Regions from separate parts of the Homo sapiens genome. Here all the other regions are linked to region 3. A link is a contact called in ENCODE Hi-C data. All regions are on one chromosome and are shown on one strand. Each heading gives the region's core, a stretch centred on a gene start or an enhancer-like site at or near the end of the contact. The rest is flanking DNA. Distances are from core to core; before and after follow the strand shown. Region 1 holds the start of EEF1A1 (eukaryotic translation elongation factor 1 alpha 1). Region 2 holds the start of SYNCRIP (synaptotagmin binding cytoplasmic RNA interacting protein). Region 3 holds the start of BCKDHB (branched chain keto acid dehydrogenase E1 subunit beta). Region 4 holds the start of SNHG5 (small nucleolar RNA host gene 5).

Region 1 (2,700 bases), core at 19-2,518, 6.6 Mb after region 3:
CCTCAGAGGAGCATTTCCCAAGGCCTGCCTTGATAGCCATCCAAAAAGGCCAAGCTCATCCAATCTTGCCCTAGATTTATGCTAAAATGCAGTTACAATCGATAGGATGACAGAAAACGACAGCACTTATTTAAATATAATAGGCACTTATTTAAATAGGAGAAGCTGTGACTTCATAGCAAGTGTTGGGGTTAGGAAACTGGGTGGATAAACTTGCTGATGCTGTAGATCTTAGCCTCTACATGAGATCATGTGGAAAATCTGAAAGCATTTTAGGTTCCTTATGTTTGCAATCAAATAACTGTACACCTTTTAATTTAAAAAGTACCATGAGGCACACACACACACTCGCAGGAACTTTTTGGCGTAACAAAACTAGAATTAGATCTAAAGCTAACTGTAGGACTGAGTCTATTCTAAACTGAAAGCCTGGACATCTGGAGTACCAGGGGGAGATGACGTGTTACGGGCTTCCATAAAAGCAGCTGGCTTTGAATGGAAGGAGCCAAGAGGCCAGCACAGGAGCGGATTCGTCGCTTTCACGGCCATCGAGCCGAACCTCTCGCAAGTCCGTGAGCCGTTAAGGAGGCCCCCAGTCCCGACCCTTCGCCCCAAGCCCCTCGGGGTCCCCGGGCCTGGTACTCCTTGCCACACGGGAGGGGCGCGGAAGCCGGGGCGGAGGAGGAGCCAACCCCGGGCTGGGCTGAGACCCGCAGAGGAAGACGCTCTAGGGATTTGTCCCGGACTAGCGAGATGGCAAGGCTGAGGACGGGAGGCTGATTGAGAGGCGAAGGTACACCCTAATCTCAATACAACCTTTGGAGCTAAGCCAGCAATGGTAGAGGGAAGATTCTGCACGTCCCTTCCAGGCGGCCTCCCCGTCACCACCCCCCCCAACCCGCCCCGACCGGAGCTGAGAGTAATTCATACAAAAGGACTCGCCCCTGCCTTGGGGAATCCCAGGGACCGTCGTTAAACTCCCACTAACGTAGAACCCAGAGATCGCTGCGTTCCCGCCCCCTCACCCGCCCGCTCTCGTCATCACTGAGGTGGAGAAGAGCATGCGTGAGGCTCCGGTGCCCGTCAGTGGGCAGAGCGCACATCGCCCACAGTCCCCGAGAAGTTGGGGGGAGGGGTCGGCAATTGAACCGGTGCCTAGAGAAGGTGGCGCGGGGTAAACTGGGAAAGTGATGTCGTGTACTGGCTCCGCCTTTTTCCCGAGGGTGGGGGAGAACCGTATATAAGTGCAGTAGTCGCCGTGAACGTTCTTTTTCGCAACGGGTTTGCCGCCAGAACACAGGTAAGTGCCGTGTGTGGTTCCCGCGGGCCTGGCCTCTTTACGGGTTATGGCCCTTGCGTGCCTTGAATTACTTCCACGCCCCTGGCTGCAGTACGTGATTCTTGATCCCGAGCTTCGGGTTGGAAGTGGGTGGGAGAGTTCGAGGCCTTGCGCTTAAGGAGCCCCTTCGCCTCGTGCTTGAGTTGAGGCCTGGCTTGGGCGCTGGGGCCGCCGCGTGCGAATCTGGTGGCACCTTCGCGCCTGTCTCGCTGCTTTCGATAAGTCTCTAGCCATTTAAAATTTTTGATGACCTGCTGCGACGCTTTTTTTCTGGCAAGATAGTCTTGTAAATGCGGGCCAAGATCTGCACACTGGTATTTCGGTTTTTGGGGCCGCGGGCGGCGACGGGGCCCGTGCGTCCCAGCGCACATGTTCGGCGAGGCGGGGCCTGCGAGCGCGGCCACCGAGAATCGGACGGGGGTAGTCTCAAGCTGGCCGGCCTGCTCTGGTGCCTGGCCTCGCGCCGCCGTGTATCGCCCCGCCCTGGGCGGCAAGGCTGGCCCGGTCGGCACCAGTTGCGTGAGCGGAAAGATGGCCGCTTCCCGGCCCTGCTGCAGGGAGCTCAAAATGGAGGACGCGGCGCTCGGGAGAGCGGGCGGGTGAGTCACCCACACAAAGGAAAAGGGCCTTTCCGTCCTCAGCCGTCGCTTCATGTGACTCCACGGAGTACCGGGCGCCGTCCAGGCACCTCGATTAGTTCTCGAGCTTTTGGAGTACGTCGTCTTTAGGTTGGGGGGAGGGGTTTTATGCGATGGAGTTTCCCCACACTGAGTGGGTGGAGACTGAAGTTAGGCCAGCTTGGCACTTGATGTAATTCTCCTTGGAATTTGCCCTTTTTGAGTTTGGATCTTGGTTCATTCTCAAGCCTCAGACAGTGGTTCAAAGTTTTTTTCTTCCATTTCAGGTGTCGTGAAAACTACCCCTAAAAGCCAAAATGGGAAAGGAAAAGACTCATATCAACATTGTCGTCATTGGACACGTAGATTCGGGCAAGTCCACCACTACTGGCCATCTGATCTATAAATGCGGTGGCATCGACAAAAGAACCATTGAAAAATTTGAGAAGGAGGCTGCTGAGGTATGTTTAATACCAGAAAGGGAAAGATCAACTAAAATGAGTTTTACCAGCAGAATCATTAGGTGATTTCCCCAGAACTAGTGAGTGGTTTAGATCTGAATGCTAATAGTTAAGACCTTACTTATGAAATAATTTTGCTTTTGGTGACTTCTGTAATCGTATTGCTAGTGAGTAGATTTGGATGTTAATAGTTAAGATCCGACTTATAAAAGTTTGATTTTTGGTTGCTTCTGTAACCCAAAGTGACTAAAATCACTTTGGACTTGGAGTTGTAAAGTGGAAA
Region 2 (2,700 bases), core at 172-2,671, 5.5 Mb before region 3:
AACCACGCAGCTTTGTGCTGTTTCAAGTTGCTCAAACTGTGCCAGGAGGAAGCCCTTAACTGCTTAAAAGGCCAGGGACTGAAACGGAGTATTGCACAACCCTTCACCACCGGGCGGTTTCGCTTCCAAATCTGGCCTTCGTGTCATCCCAAGGCAGGAGCCGCTCCTCGCTCCACTGGAGCCAGCCCCGTTCCCCCTTCAAAAGCAGCCGGGGTTTCCGCGTCCAAGCCTGGGGCGCCCCTCCCTTCGCCGAAGGTTCCCGTGAAAGCGGAGCCGCGCGGCTGCGAGGAGGGCCCACTGTCCAGTTGGGGAGATCGAGTCTCCAAGGGCGACTCTCGCACTCGAGTACCGCCAGTCCGGCGGACCAAAGGTCCGCGGGTCTCCGCGCCGCTCCCCTCCCCCTTGGCCCCATTGTCTGCCTCGCCCCGCCCCGGGGGACACGTGCGCCTGCAGCTTCCCGAGGAGGAGAGCGCGGGGCGGTGGCAGCGGCGTGGACACCGCCTGGAACGGCTACGCGGCCGCGGAGCCGGGGGCGGGGGCCGGGCGCGCACAGACCGGTGGGTGCCCTCCGGGAAGCGGCAGTCGCACTCAGCGCCCACAGCACTCTGCCCCGCCAGCCCCGGACCGGGCAGGGATGGGGCGGGCGGGAGCTCGGTGGGGGTGGCGTGCGCATGGTGTCGCGGGGAGGGGGTGGGGTGGGGCGGGGTGGGGAGATGCCAGTCTCCTGACAAAGGAAAACGAGTGGGACACGCTGAGCCGGCCCGCCCCGCCTGGAGGGGAGAGGGAGGGGGAGTGTCGGGAGGGGAAGGGGCGGGCCTTTCATTCAGTCTCGGCCCCTCGGCCGCCACCGTCGGAGCGGAAGGGCGGGGTCTTGTGCCTCCCCCACCCCCAACCCAAGGGGTGAGGAGCGGGGAAGGCGGCGCGGCGTGGGGGCGGAGCCCGCGGGCGCGCGTCCCGAGGCGTAGGCTACGTTGTCACGTCAGCGCGGGAGAGAGAAAGAGAGGAGCCGACTCGGCAGGGACTGGGGGACCGGGCCGAGAGTGCGAGCGAGCGAGGGAGGGAGTGAGGGAGCGTGCGAGCCAGAAGGGGAAAGGCGGCCACTCGTGCCTGAGCGACCGCAGAGGGGAGTGGGAGCAGTGGGGTAAAGGAGCGGGGGGCGGGAATAAGAAAGGCCGAGAGAAGGCGGACAGAGGCTAGTGGTGGTGGTGGTGGTAGGGGGAGAAGGAGGAGCTGGAGGAGGGCAGGGGCTGAGGGAGTGAGTGAAGCGGACGCGCGAGGGAGGGGAGGGAAGGGAAGGGAAGGGAAGGGGGGGTCACGCGGGGGCGCGCGCGCGCACCGGGAGCGCGCTCGGAGGCGAGTGGAACTGGATCGGGTTTGCTGCCAGCGGCGTGAGCTTCGGCCGCCATTTTACAACAGCTCCACTCGCGCCGGACACAGGGAGCAGCGAGCACGCGTTTCCCGCAACCCGATACCATCGGACAGGATTTCTCCGCCTCAGCCCAACGGGGAGGTAACGACTGCCAGAACCTGGGTGTGGGAGGGGAGCTCCATGACATTGTGGAGTGAGCTGGGGGAGGGTGGCGCGGGTAGAAACCGGCTTTTCTGGAAAATGGATTCCAATGGGGAGAAGAGCACGTTGACTGGGGCTGCCTGGGAGTAGGCCGCGGCCCGCGCCGCCACTTCCTCCTTTCCATGTGCTGCTGCGGTTCGGGCTTTGTCTGCGGCGCTTTGGGAGGAGGCGCCTCCACGGTCCCGTGGCCCGCACGGACCGCGAGCGGCTTCAGAGTTGGTGCTGTCGTGGCGGTCGCCGCGGCGCGGGAGTGGGCGGAGAGGAGTGGGTCTTGTCCTGCAGCCGTGCGGCGAGCTTGGGCGGTGCTCACGGTCCCGCGGGCGTTGAGCCGTCCGCTGAACGCCCTCACGCTGCTGGGTTGCCGGGCAGGCGTCGCAGTCACTGCACGGAAGGGTAAGGGGTGGGGACCTGCACAGCGCGCCACGGGTCACGTCTCGGCCGGGCGGGCGGCCGGGGGTCGTCGGCGCCCGGGGAGCGCCAGGGGCGGAGAGCCATGTGTCACGGCGGAGACGGCGGCGCTGGGGGGCGGGGAGAGCCTGTGGCCTGGCGCCGCCGGTGCCTCGGTGTTCAGGGGAGAGATTGTGCTGCTGCAGCTTTCTGGGGGCTCCGACCGCGGCTTCGGGTTGATGTTGGGAACCAGTGATGGTCGTCTTGGTTTGGGATTCGTTGGGTTGCCGTTGAAGGAAGTTGTAGGACATTGGAAGGCGCAGAGCACGTGTTTCTAATGGGCTCCTGGCGGCCGCAGTGGTGAGACTGCCGCTCTGGGTGCGGAGTCAGGGGCGGGCTTTGGGGTGCGGGGTTAAAGGGTGGAGAAATTGGGTGGTGGGAAGGTGGCTTGTATGAGCGCTTTGTTCTTCGCTGGCTGTTGTTACCGATCTATAAGCGGCAGGCGGGAAAAGCGCGCACTTTGGGGGTTTATCTTTGAGAGAGAGGAGCCCAGTTTTGCTTTCTCCACACACACCTCATTTTCCGAACGGGCACAGCTGCATGTGGCACGCTGGCTCGTACCCGTGCTGATTGGGCTCTATTTGTAATATGGTTTTTCCTAGGGAGTGTTAGCAGGTGAGTCAGGGGTGGTGCTGAGGAAGAATATGGTGAATCGGTCCTTCTGTGCCCTGTGCTCCAAATCT
Region 3 (2,700 bases), core at 114-2,613:
CATACACACAGCACCTGACCCTGGTAAGCACTCAATAACTGTTCATTCTTATCCACAAGACACACTTCCAAAAATGTCAGCTCTAGCATGCACATGAGAAGTTATTAGACAAGGAAGCAATACATGTTTCCCTACAGTTTCCTGATATTCTGAAGAGAGACACTGGATCTGATATTCTGATGAGAGACATTACATGAAACTTGCAGAAATGGTAAAAATCATGCAACAGTCATACTATGAGGAGTTTGCTACATGCCCTTCCTATGGCTTCCTCCTCTCATCCCCTTCACCTCCTTGGCTAAGTGGCAGCATAGCCCAGGACAAGCTCAGTACTAAGCTCAAGTAGAAAGTCTGAATTCTTTCACATCTCTAGGAAGGACCTGTTCTGTGACCTTGGGAAAATCAGTTCAATTACTCAGAATTCTGTAGGTAAGAAGAAACCAAGGGACATATATACATATATGCATATATATATGCATATATATGTGTGCATATATATATATGCATATATATATATATGCGCACATATATATGCATATATATGCGCGTATATATATCCACACATATATATATGTGTGTGGATATATACACACACACACACACACACACATACACACAATTTCTGTATGTAAGAAGAAACCAAGGGACTGAGTAACTGAATTGATTTTATATACATATATATATTTTATATATAATATATATAATATACATTTAAAATATATATATATAAACATATATATATATCTTTTAAATGCCTCTACCTAAGCTAGTGGCCCAGTCCTGGCCAGGCTGGAACAACACCTAAGGCCTGGGTTGAGAAAGCAAGGACGGAGGACAGAGAAAAGGGAGGCGTTCCCTGGGCACCACCCCTCCACCCTCAGGCTCTTCCAGGTGGCAGTATGCCCTCTCACCCATCTCAAAGTTGCGGGGGAGGGGGGACTGCGTCTCGAGGGCTGAACAGTCACAAAAATAGAGCAAGAAGTGAACCACAGTTAGACCCTGAGGCAAGGAGGTTCCAGAGAGTCAGGAAGTTAATAAGCTGGGATGCAAGGATTGCAGCCTGCCGGCCCCTGCCCCTCGCGGGCGCCTGCGAGCCTGGGAGTCCGGGCTGCAGCGGGACCGAGTGGGCAGTCCCAGGGCTCACCGTACTCCCGGGGCTCCGGATCTGGCTGGAAAGTAAAATGAGCCACCTGCCGCCTCTGGGCCGCATCCTCGACAGTCGCGGCGGGGTGCAAAAAGCCCCGCGCCAGCCCCGCGCCAGGAAGCCGACGCCAGTGCCCCTCAGCCCCTGCCGCCCTGAGCCTGAGTAGCCAGCCGGCAGCCGCCGCTACAACCGCCATCCCCGCTCACCACCGGGATTCTCAGGCTATGCAGCCGCACGCCGCCTGCGGGGAGGGCGGAGCACCCGAGGAGGCTTCCACATTGGTCGGGCCAGAGGGGCGGTCCCATGAAACAGACCAATCGGAACTGGAAATTTAGGGGCGGGGAAGGCGACGTGACGAGCTGGTCGGCTTCTGCTCCTTGTGCGCATGCGGAAGAGGGGAAGTGTGGGCTAGAGGTGGCGCCAATGAAATAGTTTCTGGGGTGGAGCCTCCCCGAGGTCGGCCGTGCGGTCCTCGGGTGAGGACCCGAGTTTGCAAAGTTCCACACAGTGCCTGGAGGCGATCTTTTCCGGTGTCATTTACAGTGCCATTTCCAATGGTTTAACATCCATACTTTTTTTTAAATGTAACCCTTTTTTATCCTGTCCTGTCTCTATTATTGTGTGAGAGGTGAAGAGAGCTACTGATTGGCATTGGTTATTGTTTTGACTTTCGAAAAACTGCTGTAGTCACTGCTCAAAGCTTTCACTCCTTATTCACACCCTCCTTAAAATGCTTAATAAGCATATATAGATTTTTATTGATTTCGTTTTTCCACATTTAAATGAGAGATGAAAGAGGTAAACTTAGATTTCATCCTGCAAATCCACTGAATAGGAATTCAGATACATTTTGCCCAGAAGTAGCAAAAATTACCTGATTGGCTTAGTCTAAGTAGCTTAGAAACCTGGAGAATTTGAGTCACTAATTTTCATTTATAGTAATCAACTATGTAAATTTGTTTTAATCTAAGTGTTTACCAGGATACATTCTCTGTCCATGAATTTACTAAAAAAAAAAAAAAGCACATAAAACATGAAATATCATAAAATCAAATATGACAAGAGACAACAGAGACAGTGTGTCCATCAGATGAAAATGGGAGGGTGGGGAAGGATGGTCCCAAAACAGAATTTGAAGAAGAAAGTGGGAGTGGAGGAAAAGAACATTCCTCTTCCATTATGCCTTGCCTCTTAACCCATCTTTGGTTTTGCACAGGGGCAAGGGAGGAGAGGGTAGAAATGGGGCAAAAGGAGAGGCAGAGAAATGTGTTTTCTGACTGAGATTAAGAAACAGCAATTGAAAACTGCCAAAGGGAGAACCAGAATTATGTCTCCATTTTTCCTACCCCCACACTAAGTCCAAAAATTCAACATTGGGGAAATTTTTTATCTTGGCTTTTGTTAGTGTTCATTTCTGCTGTTTTAATAGTGTGGGGTAGAGTGTTTTGCATGTGCATGAAGGGTATTTTTGTTTTAATGAAGGAAGGGGTAACAAAATGAAATTACATTTACATAGTCAAATTTGGGTTTAAACTAAGGAGAGTAAAGAACAAGGA
Region 4 (2,700 bases), core at 200-2,699, 5.6 Mb before region 3:
GACATAAGCCACCACACCCGGCCTACTTTGCTTCTTATATCCTTTTGTACTGTATTGTTTGTTTTACTATTTACTATGAGCAATATGCAAATTTATGTAAGACATTACAAAGTAATACAAAAACCGACAAAATGCCCGGCCCAGTCAATACTTCATCATATAGGTTCCTGTTAGAGAAAAGTGCTTTTCACTACTATCTTTGAATGTGAAGTTTGATCTTCATTCTAATTTTCTAAAAAGCCACCGAATGTATTTGTTCATTCATTCATTCATTTAACCATTACCGACAACCTACTTAATGCTAGGCACTGTTCTAAGAAAAAATAAACAGCAGAGCACGAAATCAGATGTGTTGCTCCCACACTCTAGCAGAATCGGACCGTAATCAAATGCACACATAAACAACTTTAATAAGTAGTGCTTTGAAATATAGAAGTGAAGAACGACCTGAATTTTCAAATACTGAAATGTTCAAATGTCGTGTGCACACACACACACGCAGACATATTCACTCGAACATGCTAATTAATCAAAGCACTGCTTTTGAATTTTGTGTTTGTCGTCTGGATAAAGTATTCAGGGATACTTCTCAAATTAATCTTTCTCTCGTTTTCAATATAACTAATTGAGTACAAAGAAGTTAAAAATTAGCAAAGCATTTCAGCTGTGTGACCTTAGGCAAATTACCTGGCTGTTTTAAGCCTCAGTTTTCTCCTCTGCGAAATGGAGTATTGAACCTCACGTTCGCTGTTTGAGGGAGACTTGTATGGTCACGTTTAGTGTAACCGGATGCCTGGCACGAGGAAGCGTGAGGAGGAATGGATCCCCATGGGGCCTTGATGCCCGCCCTGAGGCCCTGCAGGGCCGCACGCCGGGGCTGTTCTCACGTGGCGCTTTCCGCTTTTTCACCCAAGCGTTTCTGCCAGCCAACTGCCCTTTCCCGGAGTGCTGCGGCCAGGGCTCGCCCGCTCCTCCGGCGGCCTCCGCTGGGGGCCCACTACAGCCCAGCGCCAGCCAGCCAGCCAGCCCAGCTTCTCGAATCGGTCCTAAGCTGAGGCCGCCCTGCGCTGCAAAACTTGTGTCCACTCTCGGACCCAATCTGTCCTGGACGGACTTGGCTCGTGGCAGGCGAAAGCGTCGTTTCCAACTGCAGCTGTTTGAATTCTGGCGCCACACCCGCGCCACGTAGGGCCAAGTCGGCCGCCAGACTCGTAAGAGACGCTTCGCAGTGCGCCTGCGGGCGCGCGCCGGGAAATGGCCGGGCGCGCGGCCGGCCTGCGGCGCGCTCCACAACGCGGAACGGGCCTCAGAAGAGCCACCGCGCGCGCTCCCGCTAATTCGCGACCACACCCCTGTCTACTTCCATGTCCAATAGGTGCGAGAGGGCGGGACGGCCTCGTTCTGACTCCGGGAGGCTATATAAGGAGCTACTGGCTGCGCACTTCGGTCTTTTACGTCGGCCTTCGCGAGCGTCTGGGCGGGTGGTAGGTGAGTGGGTATTGCGGGCTAGTATCCGAGCAAAAGATGGTGGCGCAGGCCGAGTTAAGAGCTTTAATCCTGTGAAGACATCTTAGTGAAGAGTTTAGAGTGCTGAGAGTTGAAAGCTTGCACGTGGGAAACGTGCGGCCGGACTGCCACATGTACTGAGGTTGAGTCGTGACGGCCACAGGCTCCGAGTTTTGGCGTGAGGAACCGCTGATCGGCCACGGGCGCCGAACTTGCTGGCCTCCGGCATGTGCCTGAGCGGCGGCGGAAAAACCACCTTAATTGGGGCGGAGGGTTAGTTTTAACAGCAAAGGGCCTTTACTAAAATGGCGAAGGCCTTCCGTCGGCGTTGTTTTAAAATGGGAAGCCTCGACCCTGTATTGAAACTGAGCTGTTCGAAGGCGGCGTTGTGTGCAATTCGGATTAATGAAGGGGAAGGGTTTTGTGTGGAAAAACGCCTTGGAGTGTGACATTTCTGCGAGAATGCTTAAATACCGATTTCCCGCAGGAACAATGGCGCTGTCTTCAGTGGCACAGTGGAGCAGCTCTGAAGATGCAAAGGTAAGAGCTTAGTTAAGCTTAGTTTCCAAACTAAAGGAGTAAACCTGTTGATTTACAGGAATAGGAACTGTTGCATCGTTTGAAATTTACTTTTTTTTGTTAGATACACGAAAAAACTTCCAGAACATCTGGGAGAATATTTAATGGAAAATCGCTTGGTTAAAACCTGACACTTTTAACAGGTATGTGTTGTTTTAGTACTTTATGATTGAGCATAGCATTTAATCCACACCTAGACTAAATCAAATTTTTTTTGTCAGTGAACAGCGTTCTGAGTGTGGACGAGTAGCCAGTGAAGATAATGAATGTCGAATGTGACTGACTAGCAGCTTCATTTTGAAGTAGGTTGTATGGCTTAAAAGTTCTGTAGTATTTGTACTATAATACTTGCCTTTTAGCATTACCTTGGTTTGTAGTCAGTGTCACAGAAGTGCAGTTTAATGTATTATGTGTACATATACAAGGTCTGATTGGTCTAATCAATGATGAAACCTATCCCGAAGCTGATAACCTGAAGAAAAATAAGTACGGATTCGGCTTCTGAGATTAAGACCAGTAATTCAGAGGTGGAGTAAATTTTGTTGCCGTGATTTTATAACAGTTGTGTTATAAAATCCTGGGTTTTTTTTTTTTCTGCCAACAGTGAGGGTCGCT

The links. A loop is a pair of places that touch in the nucleus more often than their neighbours do. Pooled maps may share reads with other maps.
Region 1: a pooled map shows a loop between it and region 3 (12-fold over the local background). The contact joins the promoter of EEF1A1 here to the promoter of BCKDHB in region 3. A Hi-C loop is called at or near these places in 5 of 50 pooled maps.
Region 2: a loop to region 3 is called in a pooled map, with 14 times the contacts of the local background. The contact joins the promoter of SYNCRIP here to the promoter of BCKDHB in region 3. A Hi-C loop is called at or near these places in 9 of 50 pooled maps.
Region 4: a pooled map shows a loop between it and region 3 (12-fold over the local background). The contact joins the promoter of SNHG5 here to the promoter of BCKDHB in region 3. A Hi-C loop is called at or near these places in 9 of 50 pooled maps.

Annotation. Positions count from the first base shown.
Region 1 is chr6:73,519,600-73,522,299 of GRCh38, reverse strand. It overlaps EEF1A1 (eukaryotic translation elongation factor 1 alpha 1), which reads left to right and starts at 1,268. Exons shown (of 8, transcript NM_001402.6): 1 at 1,268-1,300; 2 at 2,244-2,417. The coding sequence starts at 2,274. RefSeq lists a silencer at 511-740 and enhancers at 463-1,285, 1,321-1,400, 1,451-1,560, 1,286-2,107, 1,851-2,150 and 1 more.
Region 2 is chr6:85,641,607-85,644,306 of GRCh38, reverse strand. SYNCRIP (synaptotagmin binding cytoplasmic RNA interacting protein) reads left to right here and starts at 1,421. Exons shown (of 11, transcript NM_006372.5): 1 at 1,421-1,510. RefSeq lists silencers at 342-1,361, 1,952-2,101, 2,322-2,371.
Region 3 is chr6:80,105,334-80,108,033 of GRCh38, reverse strand. BCKDHB (branched chain keto acid dehydrogenase E1 subunit beta) reads right to left here and starts at 1,363. Exons shown (of 10, transcript NM_183050.4): 1 at 1,145-1,363. The coding sequence starts at 1,340. RefSeq lists enhancers at 1,021-1,100, 1,067-1,567 and silencers at 1,151-1,250, 1,281-1,480.
Region 4 is chr6:85,677,482-85,680,181 of GRCh38, reverse strand. SNHG5 (small nucleolar RNA host gene 5) reads left to right here and starts at 1,449. Exons shown (of 6, transcript NR_003038.2): 1 at 1,449-1,488; 2 at 1,994-2,046; 3 at 2,150-2,228; 4 at 2,307-2,387; 5 at 2,690-2,700. SNORD50B (small nucleolar RNA, C/D box 50B) reads left to right here and starts at 2,523; the gene lies at 2,523-2,593. RefSeq lists enhancers at 1,479-1,638, 1,809-1,868.